Linked DNA regions of Mus musculus: region 2 is linked to region 1. Evidence: chromatin loops called from intact Hi-C (ENCODE). Cell type or tissue: gastrocnemius. All regions are shown on one strand. Links, peaks and the distances in the headings refer to the core of each region. The heading gives the core; the rest is flanking DNA.

Evidence for each region. Hi-C counts contacts between places; a loop is a spot of excess contacts. Peaks named below come from ENCODE experiments on the same cell type or tissue, not always from the same donor. Only the 100,000 strongest peaks of a DNase experiment are listed, where the experiment ranks them.
Region 2: a loop joins it to region 1, with 2.4 times the contacts of the local background. A loop is called at or near these places in 2 of 42 quality-filtered maps.

What each region holds. Positions count from the first base shown.
Region 1 is chr16:97,951,581-97,967,377 of GRCm38, reverse strand. It overlaps Zbtb21 (zinc finger and BTB domain containing 21), which reads left to right and starts at 4,756. Exons shown (of 3, transcript NM_175428.4): 1 at 4,756-4,964; 2 at 10,478-10,620; 3 at 14,285-15,797. The coding sequence starts at 10,549. In gastrocnemius, for the core only: no CTCF peak of the experiment used is centred there; DNase peaks (open chromatin) are centred at 4,141, 4,714, 5,067 and 6,552; H3K4me3 peaks cover 2,233 bases; H3K27ac peaks cover 2,821 bases.
Region 2 is chr16:97,798,888-97,814,684 of GRCm38, reverse strand. It overlaps Prdm15 (PR domain containing 15), which reads left to right. Exons shown (of 24, transcript NM_144789.2): 12 at 1,960-2,127; 13 at 3,534-3,628; 14 at 5,899-6,030; 15 at 6,829-6,963; 16 at 7,513-7,676; 17 at 8,131-8,210; 18 at 8,521-8,640; 19 at 10,844-10,975; 20 at 15,048-15,131; 21 at 15,456-15,631. Among named protein-coding and RNA genes, the nearest start is that of Ripk4, 43 kb to the right of the region's middle. In gastrocnemius, for the core only: a CTCF peak has its summit at 9,597 (motif pointing left); a DNase peak (open chromatin) is centred at 9,563.

The DNA of each region.
Region 1 (15,797 bases), core at 4,007-9,006:
AATATCTGATAGACTTTCTTGTGATGCAGGAATTACAAAAGACTAGCTTACTTTGTCCTGGCAAAATTTGGCAGTTGGCTTCCTTTGTGTCCTGCTTGTCCACAGCTTGGATGGCATGCTGTCAGCAGAGGACGACGGCAAGGGCAGTTTTTTGCCCAATGACTATCTTTGCACATTTGAAGCAAACTCCATATGGGTTTTTTTTTTTTTTTGATACCCATCATCTTTGAAGTAGTATGAGGGTGCTGCCAGGAGCAAACATATCTCATTGTCAAGCCTTTTATTATTAAAACATCTTTAAATGCTGTATTCTATAGATCTCTAAAGTGTTTAAAGATCATACCCTATAATTCCTATCTATTTCAGTATATTTGAATAGTCAAATGTTGTTTGTTTCTAGCTATTTACTATTTGATTAACTTTGAAAATGTCTACAGGAGGCTAAATATAGTTTATTTTTATAATTAACTAAGCTAGTACCTAACAAGACTACAACCAGCAACCTGTCATGTCTATAGTTTTAGAAGCTGCTTGCTCTACACTTCCTGCTTCCTTAGGTAATATCCTTCTCAGGTCACTGATGGGGTTAAAGACTAAGTAGATATAGTCTCATAGTTAAGGTCTAAAAATATATTTATAGGTTGATAAATACAAGTTATGAGAAAAAGTGACTTAGATACAGAACTTTGAACTCACCAAGTAGAATAGATAGTAAATTATGTTCTCCAAAGTTGCTAAATACAAATGGACTGGGCATTATGAATGCAAATCTTACCTGAAAGTTTTCATAATTGTTTGTATTGTATGGAAAAACACTTTTATTGGATTAAAAGGGGGCAATAGTGGATGCCATTCAGAATCTGTGTGGGGAGGTGAACTTCCTGGAGATGGTCCACTCTACTGGGAGATTTTCCATATTGTTTAGATGAGTCAATGATTTTACAGAATGCCTGATTTTATTTAAATAGTCTTAGGAAGTTAGGGTACTTGATTAAAACTTTAAGGAAATGTTTGTTGGAATTAATTATTTTAACTTCTAAAGTTAGAATTAATTAAATATATTAATACAGTTAGAAGTAAGAGTAGAATGTGGACCCTATCTTGTAGAATAGTGAGGGCTGCATAGGTTAAAAATGGCATACAGTAAGCTTTCAACAATTGCATGTATGTAATTGTACTAGGAAGAGAAAAATAGGCTTGGGACAAATTAATGCTCAAAGAAAACATTTCATTCTAGGTTAGGTCTGTGTCTTGGGGTTTTATCGCTGTGAAGAGACACTATGATCAAGACAACTCTTATAAAGGAAAACATTTATTTGGGGCTGGCTTACAGTTTCACAGGTACAGTCCATTATCATCATGGCTGGAAGTATGGCACTATGCAGGCAGAAATGGTGCTGGAGGAGGAGCTGAAAGTTCTATATCTTGATCTGAAGGCAGCCAGAAGGAGTCTGTCTTCTACAGGCAGCCAGGAGGAGAATCTCTTCCACAAAGGATAGAGCTTAAGCAAAGGAAACCTCAAAGCCCACCCCTATAGTGACACACTTCTAACAAGGCCATACCTACTCCAACAAGGCCACACCTCCTAATACTGCTAGTGGGCCAAGCATTCAAACACATGAGTCTGGGGCGGGGAAGAGGGGGCGGCAAACCTATTCAAACCAGCACAGTTTGAGTTCCTGGATTTCATGATCTAGGGATGTGGTCACAGGTGCACCATGAAAAGGCAAAGCTATGAATAAAGAGCAAATAATTTTATTGTGACTATAAAAACAGAGAATAGATGATTAGCCAGTTTAGCTGAACAAGATTTCAAAAAGAAAATGTAAGGTAGATGATCTGTTTCTTGGTAAATAAAATCGTCAACTAAGCATAGGGAAAAAAACTTGCTTAAACGTTGTTAAACAATGACAAAAGCATTATTGCTTTGTGATTACCATGAATTATAGATGGGAAATGTTTAGTTAGGTATGAGATTCAAAAGAAGAATACACAATCAATAATTCTGTTGTAATTTCCTTTGCGTGATGATTTTAATCTGTTCTTGAAGAGTATGTCCTTGTGGTGACTGGTTTTGGAGAATACATAACTTGTGGCTATGAGGTAATTGTTTTCTTACACAGATAACTTTGTCTTAGATGGTATAAAAAGGCTAAAAGAAAAAATAAAGTTGTTGGAGCCTGCTTGTTAAAGCTTTGCTCCATCTACCAAATGTGCGTGAATGTGTATGAATGTAGGAATATATGTTTGGTATGTATGTATGTATGTTGTGTGTATGTATGTATATGTGTGACATTGTTAGAGTTTGCTCATTGAAGCTTGCTTCATCCACCAAGTAGGTGTGAGTGTGCGCCTGCTTTACATTATCACCAACCCCACATCCCCTCCTTAGATCGATGACCACACTGTCAGAGTTGGTCTTCCACACACAGCCAGGCATGAAGCCTATGGGGGACAAATTCAAAGGCACATACAGGTGGCAATAGACAAACCCCACAAAAGGCACTAATGAGCACAGAGGTGTAGCATCAACCCTAGAATAAAGTTGAAGTGACAGGAAGAGCATAGAAGCAACAGAATCCCAGAGCAATTACAGATGACAGGACAAGGTAGAAGATACAGGGTAGCTCCAGTGAGGAATCAACATACCTGAAGCCCAGAGGTGAGTTGAGAAGGGTAACAAGCAAGGTTTGCTTTCACAGATGGGGGTCAAGCTATTAAGTCATCACAGGATGAAGTTCAATTCTCCCCTAAAAACAATGGAGAACCTAGTGTTCACACTGGAGTAAGGTAGCATTTTAAGACTTATCTTAAAATAAGATAAGTCTCCACCCTGGTTGCAAAGCCAGGGTGGAGTAAAACCTGGAGGCTGGAAGAGCAGTTAGAAAGTTTTGTGTGTGCACATGGGTGTGGGCACACACACTTAAAGTGACTGTACTGCCAGAGTATCTTCCCTGGCATAGATGAGGTAGCACAGAGTAACAGGACCAGCAAGACCACAGACCTCAGAAACGCAAAGTAAGACCACAGACCTCAGAAATGAAAAGTGTGTGGATGGGCAGGTAGCAAAGGAAATAATACAGGAAGCCACGAAGGTGCAAACCAGGGGCAGGAAGTCCAGGGCAAAGTGGCACAGCACTGTCACTGAGTTAGAAGAAGGAACCAATAATATATCATAAGCCAGAGGTGTATGAAAGATCCAAAGGTTTCTGTTGTATTTGGCAGTTAGGTCAGATTCAGAGAACTGGCAACCTTGTTTGAACATGGAGACACCAGAGTACAGGCAGCATGCACTGCAGATACAGCAACTGAGCTGGCAAACAGTTGGAGGGAGGTTGCTTTGCACTCCATGTGGTTAAACAAAACAAAACAAAACAAAACAAAACAAAACAAAACAAACGAATCTGGCTTCTCTCTGGGCCATAGGCTCTGCAGCTCCATACTGATTTTCTGCATGTAAAAAAGAGGCCCAATGGTGTGTGGTCCTCTCAAATCCCTCTTTACAAGACCACTTCTTGCTTAACTGCCATACAGTTCAAATACAAATACATTAAAAACAAACAAACAAATAAACAAACCAAAAAAAAAAAAAACCCTTGAATGATTGCAGAAGAGAACTTTCAGTGTGAAATTCTAAAGGGCATAGTCTTGAAATGAAAAAAAAAACTAAATACTCAGAGTTATTCATTTGGAGTCTGTCCCCCCCCCCAATGGATCTACCTATTGCAAGATTCCTTTCTCCACATATCCCTCACACACTTCATAATGCTGTTTCACCTTGATTCACGTAGTTAAAACCCACCTTCAGAAGCATACTTGAAAACCACACACTTCTTGAAACATAGAACACCTAATTTAAGATCTAGGCTTTTGTTTTGTTTTTGTTTTTGTTTTTGGAGACAGGGTTTCTCTGTAGTCCTGGAACTCACTCTGTAGACCAGGCTGGCCCTCGAACTCAGAAATCTGCCTGACTCTTCCTCCCAAGTGCTGGGATTAAAGGCGTGCGCCACCATTGCCCGGCGGATCTAGGCATTTTTAAAGTCTGTTACAGAAATTTCACTTGTTGAGACTGTCTGCTGCTATGTTCCAGGCTCTAGAAAACTTCCGTGGCCTAGAGACCCTTTCTTCACAGCTGGAATTTGTAGTTTGGCATTTGTTACCCAGCTGCCTGGTTTTGGCGTACAGTCATCTGACAAATGGCATTGTAATTTTCATGCAAAGAGGCTAAAAGAGAACTGGTGTTGCAGGGAAAAAGGTTAATCGTTCTTTGTCTTTTGTTTTGAAATGAGCCAGGGCCTCACTCTGTAGTTCAGAATAGTTAACGGGAAATCTGCCTCAGTGTCCTGGATGATGGGATTCCTTGCATGCACCACCCTTCCCAGCTTCAACACCATTTTAAAAGGGTAAGGTTTGGATATGTGTTTGAAAAAGCCACAGAGCGAATAAGGGGAACCTGGGAACCCAACTTGTTCACTGCCGCTTTCTCCAGGAGGAAGAAATGGAGATGAGCTATTTTCCCGATAGCTCCACATTCCGCATTCAGGGGCTTTCCGCGACCACATGCGTACCCTGGGGGCGTCCCTACGCTCTGCTGCTCGTGCCCGCGCCTCACCGGAGAGGCACCAACGCGCCGGACCCAACGCGGCCGCGCTCCCGCAGGCCCGCCCTCGGCCCGCCCCCAGCCGCCCGGCACCCAATCCCAGCGCCACGCACGTGACGAGCGCTGCTTGCGATGACCTCATCCCTGGTGTGGGATGACGTCAAATTCAAGATGGATGGAATCACAGCGGCAGTGGAGGCTGCGGGTTGCGCGAGCCGAGTGTGAGCGGAAAGGGGCTTGGCGCCTGCCCCAGGGCTGAAGAGCGGTGAGTAACCGTCACGCTCCGCGCCCTAGGAGGACGTCGGGCCCGGTCGGGGACTACGGCCTCTCCGCAAAACGCGGCCTTTCCTGACGTAACTCTGAGGTGATTTCTCTTCTTTTTTTCCTCCACCAGTGGGTTGCGGGCGTCGGGCCCTTTTACGCGTGCGCGGGGCCGCGGTCCTCACCGAGCATGCCCAGACTCCCACGTAGTCGAGCGTGTCCAAGCACTGCGCATGCTCTCTGCCCGCATTTGGCCTCGCCCTCGCTCCTACGCATGCTCAGCCTCCAGGCCGCTGAGCTGCTCACCCTGGCCCGGGCGGCCTGAGTAGCCGCGGTGTGCGTCTGGGGTGCTGGCCACAGCATAGCCGTTGAGACGCCGCTGCGGGTTAGGGCGCGCTCTCTGGGGCGGGCGGGCGGCGCGCGCTCGCGCGGGGCTGGGAAACTGGCGGGCGGTGGCGGCGGCGGCGGCACCCACACCTGCAGCGGCTGGAACGTGACAGCCTGGCAGCCAGCACCTCTGGGGCCACCTCGTTTGCCCATGCACACCCTATCGGACCCCTCACCCCCACCCTCGGGCCCAAGGCTTTTCTTAGGAGAAAGACCCTCTTTCGGGGACATAGCACGGAAGACCTCCCTGCAGCTCACATCTTGGCCGGGGTCTCCCCCATCTCCCTGGCTTGGTTATTTGGAGCACCTTTGAGTGCTTCCTCTGCAGAGACTGCACCTTGTAATCAAAGAACCATGCACATATGTGCCCCCGAGGCTCTGGGTTCTGGAGAACCGCACACTACAGAACGTGTACAGAGAGCCTTAAACAGGTACTCCCTAAGGTTGCCCGACACAGGGGTGGTGTTGGGGGACACTGAGCCGCCCTTTGAAGCTTGGCATTTTTTTGTGTGTTGCATGAACTCCAATCGCTTCTACATCTTTGGACATCTATCTGTGTTACAGCATAGTCTGGTGATTGTTCATCAGCATGACCCTGAGTCATAAGTTCCTGGGTTTGTTTCATGGTCCTCCCACCTTGTTTCAGAGGCTGAAAGTAGGTTAATCCATGTTAGTGTTTCCACTGAAAACCTTCCTCCACTTCTAGTGATTAATCATTACCCTTAACCTTACCCCTAAATATTGACGTTAAAGTAGAAATTTGGCTTACGTAAAAATGACTCTTTAATTCAGCCGATGCACTTAACAGCATAGTGTTTTCATTTAGTATTTATTGAAAGTATAGGGAGTGTCATTCTTAGGAAATAGAAATTGTTAATAGAAACTCTCCCTTGAGGAACTGACAGTATTGTGTGGTGGAGAATATTAGATATGACAACAGCAACAAAAGAAGTAGCGTAGAGGTCTCTAGACAAGGAGATAACTGAGAAGCCATTTTAGTTGTCCCAGTACTAGAGCTTAAAGGGCTGGATTTACAAGTATCAGAGATTGGCCAAAGGGCAAAGGAAAGAATAATTTTCTGCCAGAGGAGATATGGCTGGCATCATCCAACCTAAGAAGGTGATGATTGAAGACAAACAGGTGTGAAAGTGTGGATCACAGGTGCCATGTAGGACAAGTGACTTCACTGAGATGGATCTCTTTAGAAGGAAGGGGGTGGGGCCTGAAGAAGTCTGAGCAGAGATACAGATGGAGTCAGTCCAATTGTTAATATAGTCACAAAAGCTCAGGAAAGGCTGAGAAAACGCCCCCATGCTGGGTTCTACAGACTCTGGAGAGATAAAGATCAACAAGTCCAATCCCCAAGTCTAGTGAGCTTTCTTTATGTGGTAGATACCTGCTAAGTCCTATGCTAGGAATTCACAACTGAAAACAAGGGCTTTTTGGGAGAGCATGTGGGGTGTTGTGAGGGAGCCACATATAAACCTGATGCATTGAGATCACCACGGGGTCATTGCAGAGCGGTGAAGTGTTGCTGTTGGCAAGTTACAAAAGCTTTATAGTTCCCTCTGAATCCTTCTGTACAAAGTGGCCAAGTAAAGGAGAGATAAAAGACACGTTAGGGTTTCAGAAACTGGAAGTGCAGATTTGTGGGTTAGATGGTAAGGAGTGCCACTGTCTTAGTTTGGATTTTATTGCTGTAAAGAAATACCATGACCAAGGCAACTTTTATAAAGGAAAACATTTAATTGGGGCTGTTTTTTTGTTTCAGAGGTTTAGTCTATTATAATCATGGTGGGAAGCATGGAAGCATTCAGGCATACATGGTAATGAAGGAGGAGCTGAGAATTCTACATCTTAATCTGAAGTCAGCAGAAGGGTACTGTGTCCACACTGGGCATCGCTAGAGCATAGGAGACCTCACTGCATCCACAGTGACACACTCCAAGGAGGCCACACCTATTCTAACAAGGCCATATCTCCTAATAATATAACTCCCTATGAGTTCACTCATGTGAATCTATTGGGGCCAGGCCTATTCAAACTACCACAGCCATCCAGGTTTGGTACAGAGGTGAGTTGATATCAGTCAGAGAAGTCTTGTATGCTAGTCTGTAGTTTGGGTTTTTCTAGAGAAATAATTTAGGGGAAAAACCCCTGTAGTCTAAAACAGGTCAGTAAAGTGGCCAGCTTTATTTAGAGTAAGCAGTCAAAAAGCTTCATTTCTACTCCTTAATTTAAATTGGAGTAGGGAGTGAAAAATAATCACATATGTATTGTGTAAGATCTCAATTTGGGCATCATGAGGAGTGCCAAAAGTAATATATTGGACTTTAAAGAGCTTGCAGTCCTGGCGGGACACACAGCCAACTAGCATATGCCAGGGAATAAGCATAATGTGTTGATTGGTGTACCTGCTCTGTGTGATAACTGTTGTGCCTACTGTTGGCAGTAGGCATTTGCTTTTTGCCTTTTTGACAAGAGACTCCAACCCATGTTGGCCTTGAACTCATAATCCTCCTGCCTCAGTCTGTCAAGAACTGGCACTATAGACATGTGCTACATGATGTATTTTGCTTACTTGTTCTAAGCTTAAGTAAGTTTAGGACTGTGTTTGTTTAGTTGGCCTGCTTTAATTTAGTATACAGACTCAGTGACCTAAATAATAGAAACTTATTTTTTCACAGTTATAGAAGCTGGAAATTGGAGATGAAAGTGGTGTTGGTAGGCCAGGTCTCTACTGTACTTCTTCCCTTGGCTTGCAGATAGCGTCCTTGTGTGTCCTCATAGGATCTTCCCTCCATGTTTGTCTCTGATCTAATGTCTTTGTTCAGAGACATCACTCTTTTTTTTTTGGATTAAGACACATTTTAACTTAATTAGCTGTGTCTTAAAGACCTCAGCTCCAAATATGATTCCTTTGTAAGGTACAGAAGTTAGGACTTCCAACAAACAAACTAGGATGTTGACTGGGAGTGTTTAGCCCTAAAGGAGTCCTTAAGGATTAGAACTTGATCTGCGCTGCAAAAGGGGTTTGGCAAAATCTGGACGGTTCAGATTGAGTAGTGGAGGAGGTCAGATGGGCAGGTTGTGTCTCAGGAACAGAAACAGGAAAAAGCCACAGTAGGTAACTAAAGAATTTTAAGAGTAGTTTGAATAAAGGAGTCTGTAGAGGCTTTTTTTTTAATAGGTTTTATATTTAGCCTGTTCTGTTTTAACTAAGATAGTCAGGACTATAACTTCATTCAGTATTATATCAAGGTGGTTCCTAAGCTCCCTCTGCACTGCTGGGAACTACACCAGCTCTTACACCTCTGTCTCCATGAAGACATTTAAGACATTGAAACTGAATTTTGGGGTTTCCTTATCTCTAGACAACAGGGCTTTTTCTGTTCTGAATATCCCTGTGTAAAAAATGTAATTATCAGCCTGGTCTACAGAGTGAGTTCCAGGACAGCCAGGGCTACACAGTAAAACCCTGTCTCAAAAAAAAAAAAAATGTAATTAACACCCCTCAGATATATTTAACCATGCCTTGCACTTGTAGAGGGCCAGTGAGCAAGCTGCATTCATGGAAGATAGTGTATGCTGGGGCACTAATGGAAGCCTTTCTTGAGGAATCTAGCATATGAAAGACAAACATGAAAGATTAGGACAAGAGCAAGAAGCATGCAGAAATAAGGCAGAACAGAAACTGACTGGTTAAAAAGGGGATTTATTTTAAAAAATAAAATGAAAAATACATGATCTCTTGAGGCTCGAGGAAAAGCTTAAACATCAAGAAAAAAACAAAACAAAACAAAACAAAAAAAACCCTGGGCCAGGAATGACAAAACCAAACCACTTACAGGAATGTACAAGTCAGGCACTAGAGCATGAGCTCTCAGACCACACTGAGATCAGTCATTCGGCTCCACTCAACTGTTGCCTTTGTCTTCGCAGGAACCATAATCTAGGGAGAAAGTTTCTAGTTGGCCTGGTCTTGGGTGTATTCCTACAACCATCAGGTTGCACTTGCTAGGCAAGAATATTCTTCCAGACCAATGCAGAGGGTTTCTGCAGAAGAAGCAATGGCTGCTGAGTGGCCAGAACAGACCAACAGAAGCTGCTTGTTTGCAGCATAGCTAAGAGCCTAAACTATGTTACAGTGGAGCCATCCTCCTGACTGAGGCTGATAATCTACCCTTGAACCAAATTTGAACTAGAGAGAGGGAGGCTGAAATGTGTTGAAATGCAGTACAGTAACCTGACACCATGAAGTATTCCCCTAAGCCTGTCTGGCTTTGAAACCAGAGGCACTTTAGATAATTTCAGGATGTCTGCAGTGTTACCAGGTGAGTGATGATAACACTGAAGCTCAGCCAGCCTCCTGTCACCATGTAGTAAAATCATGTAGAGAGTGAGAGCTTGGGGATGAGGGGTGTGTGTGTGTGTATGTATGTGTGTGTATGTGTGTGTGTGTTTAAATGTTGGATGTTGATGTTCACATGCATCCCTCTAGTTCCTGGGTTATGTTAGGCTTATGTAAGTATTCTTCAACATTGCAGAGGGGCAGTATTCCCAGAGCTTAGCCTTAGGTTAGTAAAGGGACATTTCCCACAGAGCTATTAGTGTGCATTTTTGGACTAGTCCCAGAGCCTAGCTCTTTTGTAAAGATCTTTTGCTATGGCACCAGTCTTTTAAATTGAAATAGGGGAGATCGATTTGAATCCTTGCACTTCCTCACCTTCCCTTTATAGTATCCTGTTGAGTTTCTGACTGTGTGCTTCCCTTTCTTATGAATCTGTCTCCAGAATACTCTATTCCAAAATTGCCCACCTTCCTTAAACTTCAAAGTCCTTATTCCAAGTAGCATAAGGATGGAAATGCTTGGGTTGAATTAATTTATGTTAAGATACAGCTGTCTCACCTCAGCATCTAGTATGTCATAGGCATTAGTGTGATGGCATGAAGTAATTTTATTGAGTCCAGCTGTGAGGAGCTTTAGGGTCCTTATAGGGAGTTGACTTGAGGCCAGGGCAAACTTCAAAAGATTTTAAGCCTGGGCCATATAAAATTTCTGGAAGTTATGAGTCTTTGGCTTTAACATCAATATGAAGTAAATCCCAAGCCTTTCCTTATTCCCACCAGTCACTCACTCTTCCACCCTACCACCTCCTGACCACATTGATAGCCTTCTGGTGTTCTTCCACACTCTATGCCTTCTTTATCACATTGTTGTCTGCCCAGTCACAGGAATGTGAGGTGCAGGAGAACAGGAAGCCAGCCAACGAGCTCACCTCCCACCATCAGCACCTCTTATGATGCACAGTGTACAGCGGGCTCACAAACACTCGGGAGAGGAAGAGAGAAGAAAGATGTGTGCTTGCCAGGTGGGATTTGCTCTGTAGACTGGGCTTTTCACAAGTTGCCTTGTTTATGTCTCATGTGATTTACACATGGTATAGGTAGGGCTAGCACTGATCAGGCAAGGACACTACTGTTCAGAAAGGATGAGCAGTCCTGTTAAGATTATATTCCTGATAGGTGGCAGTAGACTGAAGACTTCCCCATGGATAGCTGTCTGCCATGAGCTTTCACCATCACAATTTTCTCCATTCTCCCCCTTTTAAATCTTCAGAAAACATTAAGTAAAACCATCTTGGAGAGTTTGGGAAGGTATTTATAGGAAGATCCAAGTAATAAGGAAGTCAGCCTGTTTCAGAATCTTTTTTTAGGGGAGTTTGTCTCGGCTGCTCTTTCCAGGCTTTTCTGCCATGATTGATTGATGGGATTTCTACATAATGAGTCAGGTGGAGATGAGCAAGCCAGGGACAGTGATAGCTTCATGGTATGTACATGAGATTTGTTGCTGCTGTTGAGTGATAGTGAATTCATACAGGACAGAGTCTGCTACTCTTTAACACTCACTGAGAAAGTACACCCAGCAGCACAACTGCTGTTGTGAGGGCTAAGCAGCTGAGATGTCAAAGGGTCAGGTCTGAGAAGTCAGGTCTGGAGGATTCATCTGCACTTCCACAGCCACAGTGTGCTGAATTGCCAGACAACACTCCGCAGCTCTGCTTTTCTCTTTGTTTGATCTCTCAAGCAGTGTCTATACTTTAGTTGCTAAACTCAATAAGCAGTTACACTTACTGTAATCAAAATGCAAGAATTCAAATAGTCCTTGTTTTTAGGTAGACCAGGACTAGAGCCATTGCTTTCAAGTCCTCATAATTGACTTAAAGTGTAAAAGCAACCCGTAAGTAGAGGTGAATCCATGCCACTTGGCCTTCTCTCCAGTCTCTGTAGAGACTGTAGAAATGGGTGTCACTCTTCTGCTTATAATCTGCAGTGTCTTCATTTTGATTACCTAAGCCCTTAGGGTGATGACAGTTCCCAGGATGACTCTTGCTCTCGTTTGTGGTGCTGCGCATACTCCTTGCAGCTCCTCTCACCTTTCCTGCCTGACTCTTCCCCAAGCTTTGTTCCCTCGTCTGCCTTTCACCTGGTGCTAGTGGCTGTCACTTGTACTGCATCTCCTATGATATCCATAGACATTTCTCTGTATCTACATAATGTATATTGTCAACAGATTGTTGTGTGCTATTCCTGTGCAAGACTAAACTTCAGGAACTAGGCTGTGGTTAGTAGAGTTTTAGTACATTCTAGGTGGATCATAGCTTACATCTGTATTTTTGGGTCGTCTTGGTGTCTTGGTTTTTCTCTCAAAAGTAGAGCCTGATACAATGGTCTAGATGTAGATGTTTGGGCAGAGATTCCAGGAAGCTCAAAAAAGGAAATAAAAAGATGTGCACAAAGGAAGATTGATGAATTGTCACTCGCTGTAGAGTGTCAGAACTGAGTCCCTTAGAAAAGGAGAGTTAGGGAAGCAGTCTCATTTCTCTGTCAGATCCATCTCAAAGGCCATCCTTTTCCCTGTCCTGTCAGATCTTTGTTGACTCTTCCCATTGTTCTGTAGTTACTTCATTAGAAAACTCAGTGGCTCTGCCTCAATGACAACCCCATGCTACTGCTATCATGACAGTAGACTCCTCCTATGCCCTTTGCTTTGTCATCTGCAAAGAAGCCAGAACTGTTATAATTAAGACATAACTCAGGTTTTTTGCTTATGGTCCCTCCAGTGGCTACCTATTTCCTACAGAGTAAAACCCCCTCACAGCTACCCAGCCTTATAGTCTGACTCCTGAGATGGTCTTGTCCATGACTCCCCCCTCTCGGCTCCAGTTTTATATCACACTAGTATTTACCTCTGCTGTGTTGTCTTTTCTTCAAAATCCCCAGGCTCATGCCCTGCTTTCTTGAGTCTTCCCAAATGTACTTCCATGACCAGATTAATGGACGGTAGGTAGATACTGTTTGTAGGAGCTGAGTGAGTGATGGGATAATCATCCCATTTGCCCCTCAGCAGTGTTGTGTGGAAGTTGTCACTGCCTCTGTTTGCTGTGCAGGGAAAAGACTAGGGCTCAGAGTGACTGACTAGCCAAAAACACATGTGACTCTTACCTCCCAGAAAACTGCTTTTACAACTCAACTGAATGCATGCTTCCACATAGGGATATGTCTGTCTGTAACTGAAACAGGTTTCCCAAGCCCTTGCCACATTTAGTACTTTCTCACATTTTCTCTTTTTGTGCTTTATCTGTTTTTTTTTTTTATTGCTGTTTTCACATCATTAAATTGAGTTTAAAAACAAGAACTACTTGACAAATATCTGCCCAATCATTACTTCTGGTCTGCTGTTTCCCCTATGTCAACATCTTCAGAAATTCTCAGTGCTACAGACGGCTAATGCATGGCTGAATCAGCCTTGAGATAGTCTTAGTTCAGTGCTTTTCTGCTGACCCTTGTAAAAGATGAGCTGTGTCTTTACACAGATGTATGGTTCCTATAGTGAACTGGGAGTGAGTGAGAAATAGAAATGGCTAGAATAAAAAAAGGATCTCATCCAAGCCCTTGTTACAACTGTAAAAGAGCTGCATGTCACTGTTAAAGGAAGACAGGCAAGTGAAGGAAAACCTGGTGGGTGCTAGCTTCATTTCTTGGGGCAGAGCTGAAAGGCCAGTGGCAGAGCCACACCCCTGTCTGCATCTTGCACTCTGTTCTCTCTGAAAGCCAAAGAGCATAGTCTCCAAGTGACTAGTAAAGGCTGACCCTGGAGAGCTGGGAGCTCTGGACTTGTTGACTTGCATCTGGTGCTGAGAATGGTTCTCAGTAGCAGTCTCTTTCTAGACTAATCTATCAAAGATGTATCTAGTCACTGTGGATACATTCTAATAGTTAAAAAAAAATAGTGTCTGATTCTTTCTGTCTCTGCCCAGCCCACCTGTATGTACACACACACACACACACACACACACTCTCTCACACACACTGTGGTGCTGGTAATGAGATTCAGAGTCTTACATGTGCGAAGTAGGTACTCTACTACAAACTACACCCCCAGTTTCATGACAATATTGTAAATAGAGACAGTGATATAAAACTAGATCACAGAAAGGAGGTGCTCATATAGCAGAGCCCACACATCATGTCACATGAAAAGCCTGCTTTTGCCTAGTTCACCAGAGATAGGGTGGTAATCTGTACCTTCTCCTTTGTTACTAAGTTAAACCTATTCTTGCAGTCCTGGCAGTTAGCAGCACACTTGTTGAGTGTTTACAGTAGATACTCGTTCATTTGATCTTTGCCACGCCCTTGCAAGAAAGTACAGTTGTTATTTCACACACAAACCTATGTACAGCTCACAGGCTGAAGCTGGCACCACAATCTAGTGTCTAGCCCACCAAGGTGCTTTCTCTCAAAATTTCAGTGACCTTTCAGTTCAAACCCCTTAATCAGCTTTACAGCCAGGTTAAAAATTCTGACAATTCATACTTATTTCATGAATAAAGTAAGTGTAACTAAGCATCAGATGGGTAAGGACCCTAAATGCTCAACTTAATCTTCAAGTGTCATCTCTGTCTATAACTATTAATTTTGAGCAGGCCTTTTGGTAGAATACAAATGGTGATGGCCTCACCGTCTGTCTTTCAGATAAAGTGCAGGATGGAGGGACTGCTGCATTACATCAACCCAGCACATGCTATCTCTCTGCTCAGTGCCCTCAATGAGGAGCGCCTCAAGGGACAGCTGTGTGACGTGCTCCTGATTGTTGGGGACCAGAAATTCCGAGCTCATAAGAACGTCTTGGCTGCCAGCAGTGAGTACTTCCAGAGTTTATTCACGAATAAGGAGAACGAGGCACAGACTGTCTTTCAGCTGGACTTCTGTGAGCCTGACGCTTTTGACAACGTTCTGAACTACATTTACTCTTCTTCCCTTTTTGTGGAGAAGGGCAGCCTTGCTGCTGTGCAGGAGCTGGGGTATAGCCTTGGTATCTCCTTCCTGACCAACATCGTTGCCAAAGCCCCTCAGGCTCCTTTTCCAGCCTGTCCCAACAGGAAAAGAGTGCCAGTGGAAGATGATGAAACCAGCTCTCAAAAGCGAAGTGTCATTGTGTGTCAGGGCAGAAGTGAAGTGCCAGGGAAAGCCAGTGGTCCAGCCATGCAGGACCTCAGCCATACTGCCCGGGCCTCCCCCAGTGCTTCAGTCAAGACCACCATCAGTAAGCCACATGTGGCCAAGCCGCCAGAGCAGCTTCATAGTCTGCCCTTAACTGAAAAGAGCTGGACAAAGGATAGTGCTGCAGTATATGCAAAGTCTCTGGAACAGGCTGGGGCTTTGGATGATCCTAATAGGGGCAGTTTGGTAAAGAGAAATACAGTCCTGCCCCCAAAGCCTTCACAGGACAGGGAGGCCACAGATGATAAACCAGGGGTGAGCAGCCAGCTTCCCAAGGGGAAAGCTATAGAGCTGGCTCTGAAGAGACCACGGCCCCCTGTTCTGTCTCTTCATAGCTCATCAGAGACTCCATATCTCCTAAAAGAAACTAGCAAAGGAGGCGGTCAGGGAGAGGATAGGAACTTGCTCTACTACTCTAAGCTAGGGCTGGTGGTCCCTTCTGGTGGGCCTGCTTCTGCAAACCAGAGCATTGACAGAAGTGGCCCACTAGTGAAAAGCCTCCTCAGGCGGTCACTGTCTATGGACAGCCAGGTTCCTGTTTACTCCCCCTCCATAGATTTGAAGTCATCCCAGGGATCATCCACAGCGGCAAATGAGGCACCGGGTAGTGTGTTCTGTTCGATGTCTCAAAAGTCATCTTTAAAAGATTGCAGTGAAAAAAAAGCTCTGGATGACAGGCCTCAAGTGCTCCAGCCTCATCGCCTCAGGTCCTTTAGTGCTTCCCAGTCAACAGACAGGGAGGAAGCCTCCCCTGTGACTGAGGTACGCATTAAGACGGAACCCAGCAGCCCACTGTCAGACCCCTCAGACATCATCCGGGTCACTGTGGGAGGAGACGCAGCAGCAGCAGCAGTAGCAGCAGCAGCAGCAGCAGCAGCTACGAGAGACCTGCCCCTCAAAACAGAGGAAGACCAGAGAGATATGAGCAGACTCCCAGCAAAGAGAAGGTTCCAGACAGACAGAAGGTCACCCTTGAAGAAGGCAA
Region 2 (15,797 bases), core at 6,799-11,798, 160 kb after region 1:
AAGTGCATTCTCAGAGGATTTACAGAGAGCTGGGCTGCTTCAAGTGCATAGTATTTCTGCAGCCCATGCTGTCAGGCCTTTTCTGTGTCCCCTGTACATTGGTGTCATGCTCACTGTTGGCTGTGCTCCCTTTAAACCTGAAGAGGACATTAACAGGTAGCAAGGCCCGAGTCAGAGCCCCCAAATACAGTCCTCCCCCCCCCCATCTGCTTGGGCCCAGAGCAGTCCACTCTTGTTTTCTCAGATGTCTGAGCCCCTTGCTCTTTACCATATCCTGGAGCCTGTACATATCTCCAGTGCTGCATTATGGGGTTGGGGTTGAATATCATTTCTGAGGACTGGGTTCTCATACCCAGTTATTGAGTCATCTCAGTAGACTGTAGGCGATCAGCACATAAAACAGTTGGTAGTACCAGAAGAGGCTTGTGAGGGAGAACATAGAGCCCAAGCCAGCACTGCTGCTTTCCATTGTTACTCATGTTGTTTGGAACTTATAAGGAAGAAGGCTCATATGTTCTGTTCAGAGACTCACCTGTACTGTGAACTCCTGCTTAGGAAGGAGGCCCACCTGTGCCGTAGACCTGGTTGGGGCATAGCAGAGCTGCTCTGTAATGTAGCCAAACAAACGAGAGAGAGGGTTGAATTTTATAAATAGCATTTCTTTGGGAATGTGAGTTGCATGGTAGGACAGGACACGGCCATGATGTCATTCTCATCACGTGTGTTGAGGTCACACTGCCAGGTGCAGGTCCAGTTCTCCTGAGACTCACATAGGGCTTAGTCCATGCCCTTGCAAGAGGGGCTATCCTACTGTGGGGAAAGCTATAGCGAGGCCACTGCTTTCTGTGCTGCCCTGCCCCCACATGTGGTACCCACTCGAAGGCCAAGACATAGCCCTGCCTTGTGTCTTTGTCTCATTGGAAGAAGAGAAAAGATGGCTGATTTTCTTCAGTTTTAGTTGGGTTGACCTCTAGCTAGCTACACATGGGGTCTCCTGAGTGGAGCTAGAGACTTCCTGAAGCATAGACCTCACTTGAGTAGTCCTACCAGTGGAGACTAGAGTTTTATAGGAAAACATTTGCTGAAGCTAGGGACATTCTGGCCTTTGCTCCTAAGAGAAGCAGTGGAATGCTTGTCACCTGCTGTCATATGCATCCACATCAGGATGCAGGAAAAAGCAAGGGATTCTGAGAGCTGGCCCACAAGGAAACAAGGCACTCAGTGGATGTGGAACAGAGACTGCAGGCACCAGGCAGTGGGGGGCAGGGCCAGGGCCAGATGGTAGAGTAGACTTTCAGAGGCAGGAACTACAGCTTGACTGGCTGTCTTTCAGGAAGGACTTTAAAGTGGGGGCCAGGATATGGGGATGCTGACTTCTTGTAGTGTAAATATGTATGGTTATGTGCTATGTGCTGAATAGGGGTGGAGATGGGTGTGAATGTGGTTTTGTGTGTGTGTGTGTGTGTGTGTGTGTGTGTGTGTGTGTGTGTGTGTATTTATGGGGTATGTGTTGAGTGAGTATGGAGCATGTGTCCTTTGGTGGGAGGCCTAGGCCAAGACAGCTCTTCAGAAAGATAGAGAAGTTGTGGGTGTTGCTGTAGGGGTGCTGTAAGAGATAATCAGGCAGAGAGGAGGCAGGCTAACCTGTGCAACTATGCTGGAGAAGTAGGTAGAGCATGCTGAGGACACAGACCACCTCTGGGTCTGAGGAAGCTTATAGTGCATACAGATAGAGGGAGAGGAACCTAGAGAGCTGTTGAGGCAGCCTTTCAGGTGAGGAGAGTTGACACGCCGGTATATATTTGTATGTCTAGCTGAGCACACACAGCAGATGAGCTCTGAGCCACAGTGCCCCGCTGGTTTCCTGCCTTGATTGTGCCGTTCACCCTGTTGAGACCCACATGCGGGATCCTGGTCAGGGGTAATTTACCACACCTTGTGTGTTTGTTCTCTGGACAGATGACAAGACGTTCCAATGTGAGATGTGTTTCAGATTCTTCTCCACCAACAGCAACCTCTCTAAGCACAAGAAGAAACATGGGGACAAGAAGTTTGCCTGTGAGGTCTGCAGTAAGATGTTCTACCGCAAGGATGTTATGCTGGACCACCAGAGGCGACACTTGGATGGTGAGCTTGGGGCTTGAGATCCTGCCTTCTGACCCAGTGACCCTCCTCCCAGTCGTAGGGTTCCTAGGATAGACAGTATTAACAGTGCAGTGAGCAGGGAGAAGGAGCAGTGGGGAACAGATAGGCACAGCTGGACTACTCTGTGTTAGCGTTAGACAGTTATTTGAAGTATTTCTTTAGAGAACTTTTTAATACTGTGAAGAATGCCTTTAGTGTGATGAGCTGTAAGAAAGGTCATTATGGTGTCCTGCATACGGCCAGTTCAGCCGTGTAAAGAGAATTGGAGTATGCTGGTGGGGGCCGTCAGTCTACGTGGTAGGTTATGTGAGGTCAGAGAAAGACCCAGCAGAGTCAGCTCTCTGCACACATGTGAGGCAGCAGCAAGCGTAGAATAAGAAGTGAAATGGCTACAATCAGCATTCTGATGAAGGCTCTCTTTATTTTCCTGCTAAGAGTCACAACCCCTTTGTCACTAGCATAACACTCACTGGTTAGTGTTTGAAAACACTATTTACAGAGCACATTCAGGCTATGTAGGAAGCATAACTGTTAGATACATGCACATGAGTTTGTGAAAACAAGACGAGGTCATATGCTTAGTAAGTTCCTGCACTTGGCTTCCACCATGCATCTCTCCCAGCACCCTCCCCCCCACCCCACACACACACATACTGGTTTCCCTATCGGTTTATATAGCAAGGTCTTATGAGGTCCTTAAGAGTGTACTCTGGGCCTCACCCAACCTTCTAAGAACCATATGGAAGTCACTATACCTTAGTTTTCTTGCTTGTACAGGGGAGGTGATATTTGACCCTCTTGAGCTCAATGTCATGGCTAGACCTGATCTTACCACGAGTTTCCTTCAAGCCCAACACAGAGCAGATGCTCAGAACAAAGTATGCTGTGGGCCCTGCCAGAAGCCACTGCTTTCTGTGATGAATCTAGCTGGACTAGATACACTACTCACATGTGACCTACACTATTGCTGTGGGCAGCAGCTTGCTGCTCTGGAAGCTGAGAATACCCCTAACCTCAGATCCACTTTCTTCTGTGCCTCCTAGTCCTAGAATCCTGGAATCAGCCTGTTCCCTGATGCCAAGGTTACCAGCTCTGTGTTTAGTCAGATTATATAGAAATGCCCAGAAAAGACACCTGGTTTCTCTCCTTTACTTAGAGATTGCCTGTTTCACAGGAAATTGTTTGTTTAGTTGGCTAGTTGTTTTGTTTGGTTGGTAGGTTAGTCTTGCTATGTTGCCCAAAGTAGCCCTGAACCCATGGTTTAAGCAACCCTCCACTAGCCTCTTGCATATCTGGTACCACAATGTTTCCAGCATAGTTCCCAGGCAGTTCTGGGATCTGATCTGTGTTGTGCGGCCTCACATTTCCTGTCTGGTTTGGGACTTCAGGTGTGCGGCGGGTGAAGAGAGAAGACTTGGAGGCCAGCGGGGAAAGCCTGGTTCGTTACAAGAAGGAACCTTCTGGATGCCCAGTGTGTGGCAAGGTAATGTTCTGCAGGGACTGTTGATTTTGGATGCAAAGTCCCTGTTCTCTTAAGCTCAAGGTCAGAGCTACAAGGAGAAAGCATTGTCCAGGAAGCTTATAGGCACGTTCAGCCTGCAGCATGCAGTCCTCTTGCATCCCCAGATAGCCATGAATGCAGCTTAACACAAACATGCAACATTTAAGACAGAACACATGTCCTAGTTAGGTTTCTGTCGCTGTGGTAAACGGTAACCAAAGCAACTTTAAGGGGAAAGAGTTACTTACAGTCCATCATGAAGGGGGGTCAGGGCAGGAACTCCATAAGGAACTGGAGGCAGGAAGTCGTGAAGGAGTGCTGCTTACTGGCTGGTTCTCCATGGTTTGCTCAGCTTGCTTTCTTACAGTACCAAGACAACTAACCTAGGGGTGGCACTGCCCACAGTGAGCTGGAGCCTTTTATCAGTAATTATCAAGAAAATAACCCCACAGACTTGCCTATATATAGGCCAAACTAATGAAGGTATTTTTCTCAATTGATGTTCCCTTTCCCTAGATAATGCTAGCTTGTGCCACATTAAACAGAAGACTAACCACCACAATGAGGTTTAGTTTTTGGAGTTCAGTTCTACTTGCAATTCTTAAGTGTTAACTTTGTAGACAATGCCATGTTTCAGTGTCAGAAGGTTAGATGCACCCACCAGGGCAACAGTGTTCAGTATGCACCATGTGTTTTTAACTGAAGTATCCCTCAGGTTGCACATTCAACACTTGGGTCTCTGCCACCTGGGATTGGTTTCCAGTGAATCTGCTGAGAATCTTTTTTCCTATCTGCTCTATGGGACATGCTGTCCTCCTGAGTGACTGGACCTTGTCTTCATATCTACGTTGAAGAAGGGAGATGCTCTGGAGCTTTATGCCGTCTGTGCTGGCCACCCCTGCTCAGTGTCTAGATAGTATTTTCTAAGTTAGTATTTTCTAAGGTAGGCTAAGTATTTTCATAGAGAACCCCATGGTAATCAAGGTTGGGTTGTCAATGCTAGGTATTCTCGCCTGGGTAACCTGTGCTGTTGTGTAGGTGCCTCACAGGATCTACCCTGGCCTTGGCTCGTGTCTACGGTATCTTGAGCTCCCAGCCCCTGTCCTGGCTGCCACATACACATTGTCCCATTCTTCATACATGAGCACCTACCTTCAACTAGAAATGCCATTGCTTGTTTGTTAGGCTCATCTTTGACAAGTCAGGTAACTGGAAGTACTGGTTGTGTCTCTAGAGGAATAGAAGTCATGTCCCTTACTGCACAGAGTGCACATTGGAGGATACAAGTTCTAGAAAGGGTCCTCTGTGCAAGTGCACACTAGGGATATAGGTTCTTGAGAGGCTCTTGTACATGTGACTCAGGCAGCCTCAGTTGTTGCTTAGAGAAGGAGCTACTGCTGAGCCTGTCCCAGCTACACACAGTAGCTACTGGCATGGCATAGCATTGGCACCCGAGCACCACCACACTAGGATCCCAGCCCCTCGTGACTAGCTACTCCTGACTGTGAGCGTGTAGCAGCACTGCCAGATCCAATGATGCTTTCTAGAGGAAATGAGAAACTGCTTTTGTGGTATTTTCTGGTTTCTTTCAACCCACAGAACAAGCCAAAGCCTTAGGATCAGCAGAGTAGCAAAGCCATGTGGGGCCTCTTAAACTCTGGGTTTGGGGGCCAGATGGTGCAGGGACAAGGAGGTAGAGCCTATGGCAATAGATAAGTAGGCTCTGGGGTACCTCATCTGAGGCAAGCCCTGCCATTGGATGCTCTGTGGTCTGTGGAGATCCTGGGTCCCTAGTGATGGTTGCATATCTGCTTTTTAGGTCACATCCTTCTAGCTCCAGCTCAGGGTTTATTTTGGCCTGTTAAGTGGCTCCCAGAGCACTAGTGTGGATGCATGAGTAAATCTGCATCCATTGTCTGGGCTGGAAATAGGAACATGAAGCAGTATTCAAACTGAGTTGAGTGTCTTCTTTTGTATCTATTTTGAGAAAATTGTAGGTGTATCTTCATGGCTCCTCAGTAGACTCTGTGCCGATGAGCTGTTTAAGTGCATAAGCACTCTGTTGTACTCCATTGCAGCAGAGGCTGGAAACAGCGTGTCTGTTGTGGTGTGAGTAGATGTTTAAATCACCATAAGTCTAGAACTTGCCACGTATTCTAGGCCTGGAAGTAGCTTGTCCTGTGGGCCATAGGGATCAGCTTATGTGTATGTCCAGTAACCTAGCCCTCACTGTACTGTCTCCCTGTCCCCAGGTGTTCTCCTGTCGGAGCAACATGAACAAGCACCTGCTGACCCACGGTGACAAGAAGTACACCTGCGAGATCTGTGGGCGCAAGTTCTTCCGAGTGGACGTACTCAGGGACCACATCCATGTCCACTTCAAGGTGCAGTTCCCATACAGGTGGCACTTGGGGACCTGGCTCACCCTGGGGCAGTATCTCTTAGTACATAGATGAGGCACTTACCAGCAACAGACTGAAAGTTCGAGATGAAGGTACTGGAAAGTTCACTGTCTGTTGAAGGCATCCTCGTCCATCCATCGCTCTCTTGCTGCGTCCTCACATGGTGGAGGGATGAGACTGCTAAAGGCTGTTATCCTACTTCTGGGTGTCAGACCCTGTCATTCCCCAAAGGGCCTGCTTCCTCAAGTGTCTCCTCGGGTGAAATTTTAACACATGGGCACTGGCAAGCTCTTCATACAGTCTTATACTAGCACATCTGTTTGTCCACCTGTGGGGCCTGAACAGAGATTCTTCCTGTGTGGGACCTGACAGATTACTCTTAGCTGGGCCTTTACCCCAGAACAATGGGTGTAGGGAGGGTGGCAGTCTGCTGCATCCCCGCCTTTAGGGAAAAGATGAGTAGTGCAGGAGCCCCAGGATGTGGAGAACTGGGTGTGAGGTCAGGTGGGAGAAGAACCTGTCTGAGTCAAAGGCCGAGTCCCGTGCAGTGCTGCAGCAGTCTGTGCTGTCCTCCAGGACTTTGCCTGGGCACAGGTGGGATGGTTTTGCTGGATTGGTGACTCTGAGGGCTGGTGAATGCCTGTGCCACAGAATGGTCAGGCCTAGTACCATCCCAAGGGACATAGGTGTAGCTCGCTAAGCAAACAACTCATTCCCTGAAAGTAATGACCAGCGAATCAGTTCACTGTGTTAGAGGCCGGGTTTGTGACTCCTCTGCAGGACATCGCGCTAATGGATGACCACCAGCGGGAGGAGTTCATTGGCAAAATTGGGATCTCCTCAGAGGAGAATGATGACAACTCTGATGAGAGCGCAGACTCTGAGCCACACAAGTACAGCTGCAAGAGGTGCCAGGTACTCAACACTCTGCCCCAAGCATGGCTTCCAGGGAGAAATTTGTAACCATGGAGCTGTGGGGAACTCACAGCACTGTTTTGTGCGTTTCCTCCACTGAAGAAGGTTGTTTCATATCATCTGGGCTTAGGGATGGTAACCATAGGCCTCACACCCATCCGAACCCACTTGTGGTTTGGCACACCCATAAGCAGGACTGCTTACTAGGGTAGGGCCAGTGTCTTAGGAACTGGCCTCAGTAGCCTCACTGGCCTCAGATTGAGGATGCCTTGACCCATCCCTCTCTTGATCCAGCCAGCCTGAAATGTATCTATGCTACACAAGGCAGGGTGCGTGCTTAAAGGGAGGACAATGATTGCCAAGCAGTCCATAACCTGAGTTTCCATAGCCTCTCCTGTTAAACAGCAAACTTCTGTGCATATCCCTCCACAAGCCCCCCTCTGGCATGAGTAGCTGACCCTCTTCGGGTATCTAGCTGACACGAGTGTAGGTAGTAAAGATGCCCAGGGATGCCAGAGAGTCAGCAGCCTCCACCCTGTGTTCTCACAGCTCACTTTCGGCCGTGGGAAGGAATACCTGAAGCACATCATGGAGGTGCACAAGGAGAAGGGCCACGGCTGCAGCATCTGCCACCGACGCTTCGCACTCAAGGCCACCTACCATGCCCACATGGTCATCCACCGGGAGAACCTGCCTGACCCCAACGTGCAGAAGTAAGACTCTGTGCAAGAGGGGGACTCTGCAAAGCCACAGTGCTCAGCTTAGCAGATCACAATCATTGCGTCACCTTATGCCAGATATCTGGGACACCTGCCCTTCCTCTGCACCAGCCTTCTGTACACGTCTGTCTCTTGTTTCCTCTTCTTAAGGATTAGGGTCACCATGGTGACTCCATTTTGATCTGTTCTATAAATGTCTGTCTCCACATGCAGCCACATTCTTATCTAGGACTTAAACAACAATTTGAGGGAGACAATTCAGCCCATTATAGAAGCTGAGGTCATAACACCTTTTGCCTCACCTCCATCGATAAAGGAACTTTCACACAGGCCCCTCACAGCTGAGGATACATACCCTCATAGCAGATAAGGCCTTCACAGTGAGTGAACCCCTCGGGTGATGAGCCCCTGGGGCTGTGTAGCTCCTGAGGTTTGCCTCTCCTTTCAGGTACATTCACCCCTGTGAGATCTGTGGGAGGATATTCAACAGCATTGGGAACTTGGAGCGCCACAAACTCATCCACACAGGTAAGATGCTCCTGTTGTGATGATTGGTGCTAGCTCGTCTGCCCCAGCGGCAGGATTCCCCCCATCATTCTCCCTGGCTCCATACACAGACAACCACACCTCGGATGTGTCCCCATCTCTCCAGCTTTCATCCTGGCCTCCCCTGACACTTGCAGCACATCCTTCAGATCCACCTGTGTCCACTCCAGGTCCTCAGGGCCTTCGCATGCCAAAGACTCCCATGTCTGAAAAGGCAGCCCACATAGGCTTCTTGCTGAGACCTCTTTCTGTGCGAGCTAAGGCTTTCAGACACTCCTGTGTTTGTTTATAGGTGTGAAAAGCCACGCCTGTGAGCAGTGTGGGAAGTCCTTTGCCAGGAAGGACATGCTGAAAGAGCACATGCGTGTGCATGACAACATCCGGGAGTACCTGTGCGCCGAGTGTGGGAAAGGTGGGTGTGTACCTAGAGCACCAGAAGGTCCCTCAGGGCCACAGGGTACCCTGGAGTCATAGGACACCCCAAGCCACCAGAGCAAGTTCAGCCTTGCACCCAGCTTGCTTATGATCACTAAAATTCTAGACCTGAACATAGACATAGTCTGTGCATACGGCTGAGGGGGTGGTGCTGCTAGGAGTCATGAGAGTCTTTTTGGCAAAGGAGGTTCAGGGTCCCAGATATAGAAATCTTTCTCAAAATCACATCACTTACCACAAAATCATCCACAAGGCATCTGTATCGCCTGCAGGAAAAGCTGGATGTTCCAAATTGATGACGTTCTATTGTCTAAGACAGGGTCTGTGTAGCCCAGGCTGGCCTCCTGCTCTATGACCTTGAGTACAACCTCTCTTCTCAAGCCCCTTTCTGCCCGGTTCTGCCTAGCTTTCCCTTCTCTTGCCACATACTATGTAGGTTCTCCCATCCCCCAGTCTCACTTAGAACAGAAGCCCTGTGAAACCAGGGAGTTCTGTCTAACATACCACTTGGTCTCTAGTCCCAGGCACACAAATAGTCAGAGCCATAGCAGGTATGAGAACAAATGAGTGAGTGAGTAAGACCATGAATAGGTGTTAGAACTGTGAGGGTGAGGTTTGTACCAACAGACTGCAGTCCTTTGCAAGACAGACAAGCAGTGGCAGAGGACAATACTGTGCCACTGTTTTGAGCAGAGCCTGATGTGATGGAGGCAGGGCCTGAGAGGGATTGAGAACAGTTTGGCTGAATCTCTCATCACCTGTGGTTTTTGTCCTTGGGTGGTGGGAGATATATGGCATTTTTAGTATGAGGATTAGGCAGAGGTGGGAATTAAGGTAAAATTGCTCTTCCATAGTCAGAAAGGCCTGGCACTTAGCCAGCCAGGGACTGGCAGCTGAAAGACATGGTGCGACTCCTGCGCCCTCTGCTGGCTCTAGTTTGACAGGCCCTATGGCCCAGCTGGGTTGTCTGAAGTCTCTCCACACTGAGAGACAGGTAAAGATGTAAGTGGTAACGAAATGGGACGGGGTGAGCAATTGTCCAGCTGAGTTTAGAGCTGAGAGGGGGCTTTGGGCACACTGCGCCCACTCAGTGTGACACCACTGCTGGCTTGTCTACTGGAGGGTCTAAGGACTGCACTCTGCCTGCCCTGATGTTTGAGCACTCTGGGTGTACTGCTGCTGCTAGTGACCACTGCTTTTCACCCAACTAGGTGGTGACTGGTGAGGGTGCTTCACCCTTTCCTCAACATCAGCCTGTAGTCAGTGAGATTTTGGTTGGTTTCAATGTCTAAGATTAGCATCTGGCCAGGCAGTGGTGGCACGCGCCTTTAATCCCAGCACTTGGGAGGCAGAGGCAGGCGGATTTCTTAGTTCGAGGCCAGCCTGGTCTACAGAGTGAGTTCCAGGACAGCCAGGGCCACACAGAGAAACCCTGTCTCGAAAAAAAAAAAAAAAAGAAAAAAGAAAAATACAACCAAAACCAAAAAAGTATCCATCTGGCAAGATGGCTTGGTGAATAGAGGTGCTTCCACATACGTGTAATAAGTGATTCCTGCACCCTGCAGGGTAGCAAGAACTGACTCTGGAGAATTGTCTTCTGATCTTGAATGTTAGCGCCCTCTCACACACACTCATTCATTCTCTTTCTCTCTCTCTCTCTCTCTTCCTCCCTCCTCTCTTTCTCTTTGTCTCTCTCTCTCTCTCACACACACACACTCTCTCTCTTTCTCTCTCACACACACACACATTCTCAAGACAGGGTTTCTCTGTGTAGTCTTGGCTGTTCTAGAACTCTGTAGACCAGGCTGGGCTCAAACTCACAAAGATCCATCTGCTTTTGCCTTCCGAGTGCTGGGATCAAGGCATACACTACCACTGCCCAGCTAAAAATATTTTTTTAAAGAATGGCTTTTCTTTAAAAAAAAAAAATGTAGATCTAGAGTCCTCATCTTAGTTACCATTTATGTCATCGAGATAGACATCCTGTACACATCACTACATCATCTCAGGTGCTGTTGTTGACACACTGCCATTTTAATGTCACAGTAAATCTCTAGTGGCCTTCTAAGGTGGCCTTCTAAAGATTCTGCTCATTCTGTGTCTGGGTTCAGACAGGTGCTTCAGGTGACCTGAGGCAAGTTCTGGGGAGTGTGGCACTCATACTGATCTGCCCCCTGCAGGTATGAAGACCAAGCATGCACTGCGCCACCATATGAAGCTGCACAAAGGCATCAAGGAGTATGAGTGCAAGGAATGTCACCGCAAGTTTGCACAGAAGGTCAACATGCTCAAGCACTACAAACGGCACACAGGTGTCCCAACTCTCCAAAACCAAATAGCCCTAGAGCGAGTTCCTCAGGGTTTTCTCTCTCTGTTCCTAGCCCCAAGCTTGCTATTATCCTGGCTGATGTGGGATGAGGCTGTGCATCTCAGAGCTCCCTTACTTCATGAGCACTGTAACCCTGTGTATACAAGTAAAACCCCACTGCAAATGTCTGCGCCAGAGATCTTTTATGAGTTTGCCAATGGACCCCTGGAAATCGTAGCCACTTACTGGGGCTCTCCATTTCTGCACAGGATCAAAACCCTATGGCATCATCATCAGTGTGAGTTTTTTTTCCATGTCTCTTTAGTGTTTTCCACCCCACTCTGTAGCCCTGGCTGTCCTAGAACTCACTCTGTAGACCAAGCTGGCCTCAAACTCATTAAGATTAGTTTGCCTCTGCCTCCGGAGTGCTAGGATTAAAGGTGTGCACCATTGCTACCACCCCCTACCTGGCATGTTTTTAGTTTTAATAATAGTCATTCTAACTAGGGTGAGCTGGCTCCTCATTGGAGTGTTGGTTTTCTTTTTCTTTCTTTTTTCTTTTTTTTTTTTTTTCATAGTGAAAATTTTATTTTCAATTATCTGGTGTCAGTCAAGGATGCCCACATATCAGCTCTCTCAAGGTGGCTGTTAGGAGCTCCATTAGTGCTTTCAAAGTCAGCATTCCCCCTGAAGTTAGTGTTGGTTTTCATTTCCGTGGTGACTGATGGTAATGAGCAGTTTTCTTATATTTGTGTCTATTATAATCATTTCTGATTTTTAGCTTGGATTGCTTGTTTCTAAAATGTTGGCTTGTTATACATTATTCATATTAACTAATAGATGACTGGCTGACAGGTGTCTTCTCCCATTCTGTCCATTGTCTCCTCACTCTGAGCTGGTATTGTATTTAAGGTATTATACCAAGGTATTATATTTAATCTTTGATCCGTTCTAAGTTGTTTTTTTTTTGTAGAGGTTAGAATCAAGCTTGAAGCTTCAGCATGTAGACATCCATTTTCCATGTCACCATTTTTGAAAGTTGGCTGTACATGCATGGCTTTATCTTAGGCTCTATTTTGTGGGTGTGTGTGTTTGTTTCTAATGTTAGTACTGTCATGGTTTTGTACTTAGGACTCTTTAGTGTCAGGTCATTTCTGTTATTTCTGCCAGGCTTTCATTCAAACTTCTGCCAGGCTTTCATTCAAACTTCAGGATTGTGTTTCTGATTCTGTAAAGAAGTCTTGGGTGGCCGGGCAGTGGTGGCGCACACCTTTAATCCCAGCACTTGGGAGGCAGAGGCAGGCGGATTTCTGAGTTCAAGGACAGCCAGGGCTGCACAGAGAAACCCCGTGTCGGACAACCAAAAAAAAAAAAAAAAAAAAAAAAAAGGAAGTCGTCTTGGGTGTATTGGTGTATTGCACTGAACCTGTAAATCCCTGTGTTGAGTCAACATTTTAACAGTATTCATTCTTTTTTTTTTTTTTTTTTTTTTTTTTTGGTTATTCGAGACAGGGTTTCTCTATCCCTGGCTGTCCTGGAACTCACTTTGTAGACCAGGCTGGCCTCGAACTCAGAAATCCACCTGCCTCTACCTCCCAAGTGCTGGGATTAAAGGTGTGCACCACCACCGCCCAGGCTATGGATGTGAAACATCTCTGCAGTTTTTGGTGCTGCAGTGGTTTTTATCATGTTTATAATTTTCATTGTAGGAACATTTCACTGATTTCATTATATTCTAGGTATTTGTTTCTTATTAGCTAGTGTGACTGGAATTGCTTACATGATTTTTTAATTGAATATTTTGTTTACATTTCAAATGTTATCCCCTTTCCTGGTTTCCCCTCTGCAAAACCCCATCCCATCCCCCCTTACCCTGCTTCTATGAGGGTGCTCCCCCACCCAGCCACCCACCTACCCACTCCTGCCTCATTGCCCTAGCATTCCTTTACACTGGGACATCATGTCTTCACAGGACCAAGGACTTCCCCTCCCACTGATGCCAGATAAGGCACCTTCAGTTCTTCCCCTACTCCTCTATTGGGGTCCCTGTGCTCAGTCCGATGGTTGGCTGTGAGCATCCACATCTGTATTGGTCAGGATGCTTTCATGATTTTTAATTTAAAATACACTTTAAGGCAGGAGGTGGTGCTGTACACTGTTAATCCCAGCACTCAGGAAGCAGGCAGATCTCTGAGTTTGAGGTCAGCCTGGTCTACAGGGTGTGTTTCTGGACATACAGGGCTACAGAGAGAAACACTGTCTCCAAAAATCAAAACATCAACAAATAGAGTATACTTTAATGAAAAGACTTCCTTTTAATTAAAAGTGACTTTTGTAATCTGAAGCTGTGGTGGCCGCAGACTTTACAACCTGCTCCCCAGGCTTCAGCCACCAGTACTGTAACACCCCAGTGCTCCTGAGGCACATGATGGACATGTTCTCTCTGTTGGAAAGCCTGGTGGCAGCGTCAGGGGCTGGACTCTTGGCTACATTAAGTTTACTACTACCTGAAGGGATCTTGTGAATTTGAGGGGTTTGCTCTTCCACAAGTCCCAGCATCTCTATTGTCTCCTTTCCCCAGTGTGGACATAGTGTGTGGTTTGTGTGTGTGCCTATGAGAGATCACATGCCTTCTGTCATGCTCTGTTGTGTGGAAACTGGAACACAGACAGAATCCCTGTCCTGAGCCTGGTAGCTCTTCTCTTTAAAAGCATTTGCTAAGTGTCCAGCCTGAACTTCCCTACTTTATCTCAGGATTTTCTTTTTTAATTTAGTGTGTATTTACTGTACAAAATGACAGAGTTCACAACATTTTTATACATGCAGATGATGTATGTTTTCATGATTTTTTCCCCAGCAGATATTGTTGATGTATAATTTTTATTTCAAGAGGTTGGCCTTGAACTCCTTCTGTAACTAAAGATGATCTGTAACTATTGATTTCCCCATCTCTGCTGTCTGAGATTACAGATGTACACTGCCACACCTGGTTTATGCGGTGCACAGGGTCAGACTCAGAGCTTTGTGCATGCCAGATGGACACTATTCTCACTGAGCCACATCCTAAGCCTTCAGTTCTTTCAATGTACATTTTTGTGTGTTGGGTTTTTTGTGTTAGGTAATTCTCCTCATTATCAGTTCATAAGATCTTAGGAGAGTCTTCAGGCTTTCTCACATGGAGACCTGCTGTGTACAAATAGGGATAATTTGACTTCTACTCTCCCTGCATTTTTGTTTTTTGTTTCTCTCTTGCATAATCGCTGTGCTAAAACTTGAGGTGCTATCTTGAGGAACAAGCATGGGCACCAATACCTCATCTTCTTTCAGGCTGTAGTAGAGCCTGCTTCAGTGCCTGCCTTTGGTACAATGCTGGCTGTGGATTTGCCATGCGTAGCCTCACGCTGAGGTATGATCCTTCTGCACCTGCTTTGTTAATGCTTTATTTTGAAAGGACATTTGATTTTATCACGTACTTTTCTGCATCGACTTGAGATGATCATGTGAGGTTTTGGCCCTTCATCATGTTGATGTACCATGTCACATTTGTCAATCTGCATAGATTGAACCGTCCTTGCGACCTGGGATGATTCTGCTTGATTATGCTCATCCTGTGTGTGTGCCGGTCAATGGTGAGAGATCCCAGGTTCTTCATGTATCCACAGAAGCTCTGCTGTCTCTCATAGAGACATTCCCACTCTTGCCTTGGGTCCTGGTTTTCTGTTGACATTTAGTCTCTTACATCATGTCTTAGAAGCTACATGAGGCTTTTTGAGGCTAAGTAGGTGAATTATCCTCCTTACAGAAACTGTTGCTGTCTTCATCCTTGGGTTCTCCTCTCTACATCTGTGTTCTTAGGCCTTCACAAATCTCATCATTTTAAAAAATATGAATAAAGGCCTAAATTTGAGGTCACAGTTTTCTGGGAACATTTTGGAATAAATACTGATTCTTTTGATTAATTTACCATTACCCTGAGGTACTAAAAATCCTGAAGCATAAAGAGACTGAGATGTTCTGTGTACACTTACACTGAAAAGTCACTAAGCTTATGATCTCAAATATGATTTCTCCTGCAGGAATTAAAGACTTCATGTGTGAATTGTGTGGGAAGACATTCAGTGAGAGGAACACAATGGAGACACACAAGCTCATCCACACAGGTAACTTGAGTCTCAAGGATGGTCCAGGCTGTGCAAGTGTACAGAGATGAGAACACCTGCTCTGTTTCATAAACACTTGCAGAATAGGACCGTCATGGTCATGTCATGTCCCACTATGCCTTTCCAGTGTCCATTCTTCAAGGACCATGAGTAATTGTTCCTGCTAGTCTTGGGCCAGTGGTATCCCCTGGTCTGACCAGGTGATGGCTATCTCTAGAGTAGAAGAGGTTATGGTAGATGCTTGGCATGGAAGATGAATGAAGCGTTAGTAGCTCTCTATTAACTGGCATTTCTCTTTTCTACCCCATTTACTTGTGTGAGAAGTAGGCAAGCAGTGGACTTGTTCCGTGTGTGACAAGAAGTACGTCACAGAGTACATGCTTCAGAAACACGTCCAGCTCACTCATGACAAGGTGGAAGCACAGAGTTGCCAACTATGTGGCACCAAAGTGTCAACCCGGGCCTCCATGAGCAGACATATGCGACGCAAGCACCCCGAGGTTAGCCTGGTGGGGACCCATTCCCAGATCTCCGTAGCATGGCCTGGCCCTACTGTGGGCACTTGAGACACCTTTGTCCTGATACAATGTGAGTTTAAGGTAGAGCCCTATTCTTAATATCTCTGAATTGTATCTTTTTTTTTCTTCCTGAGACAAGATCTTGTGT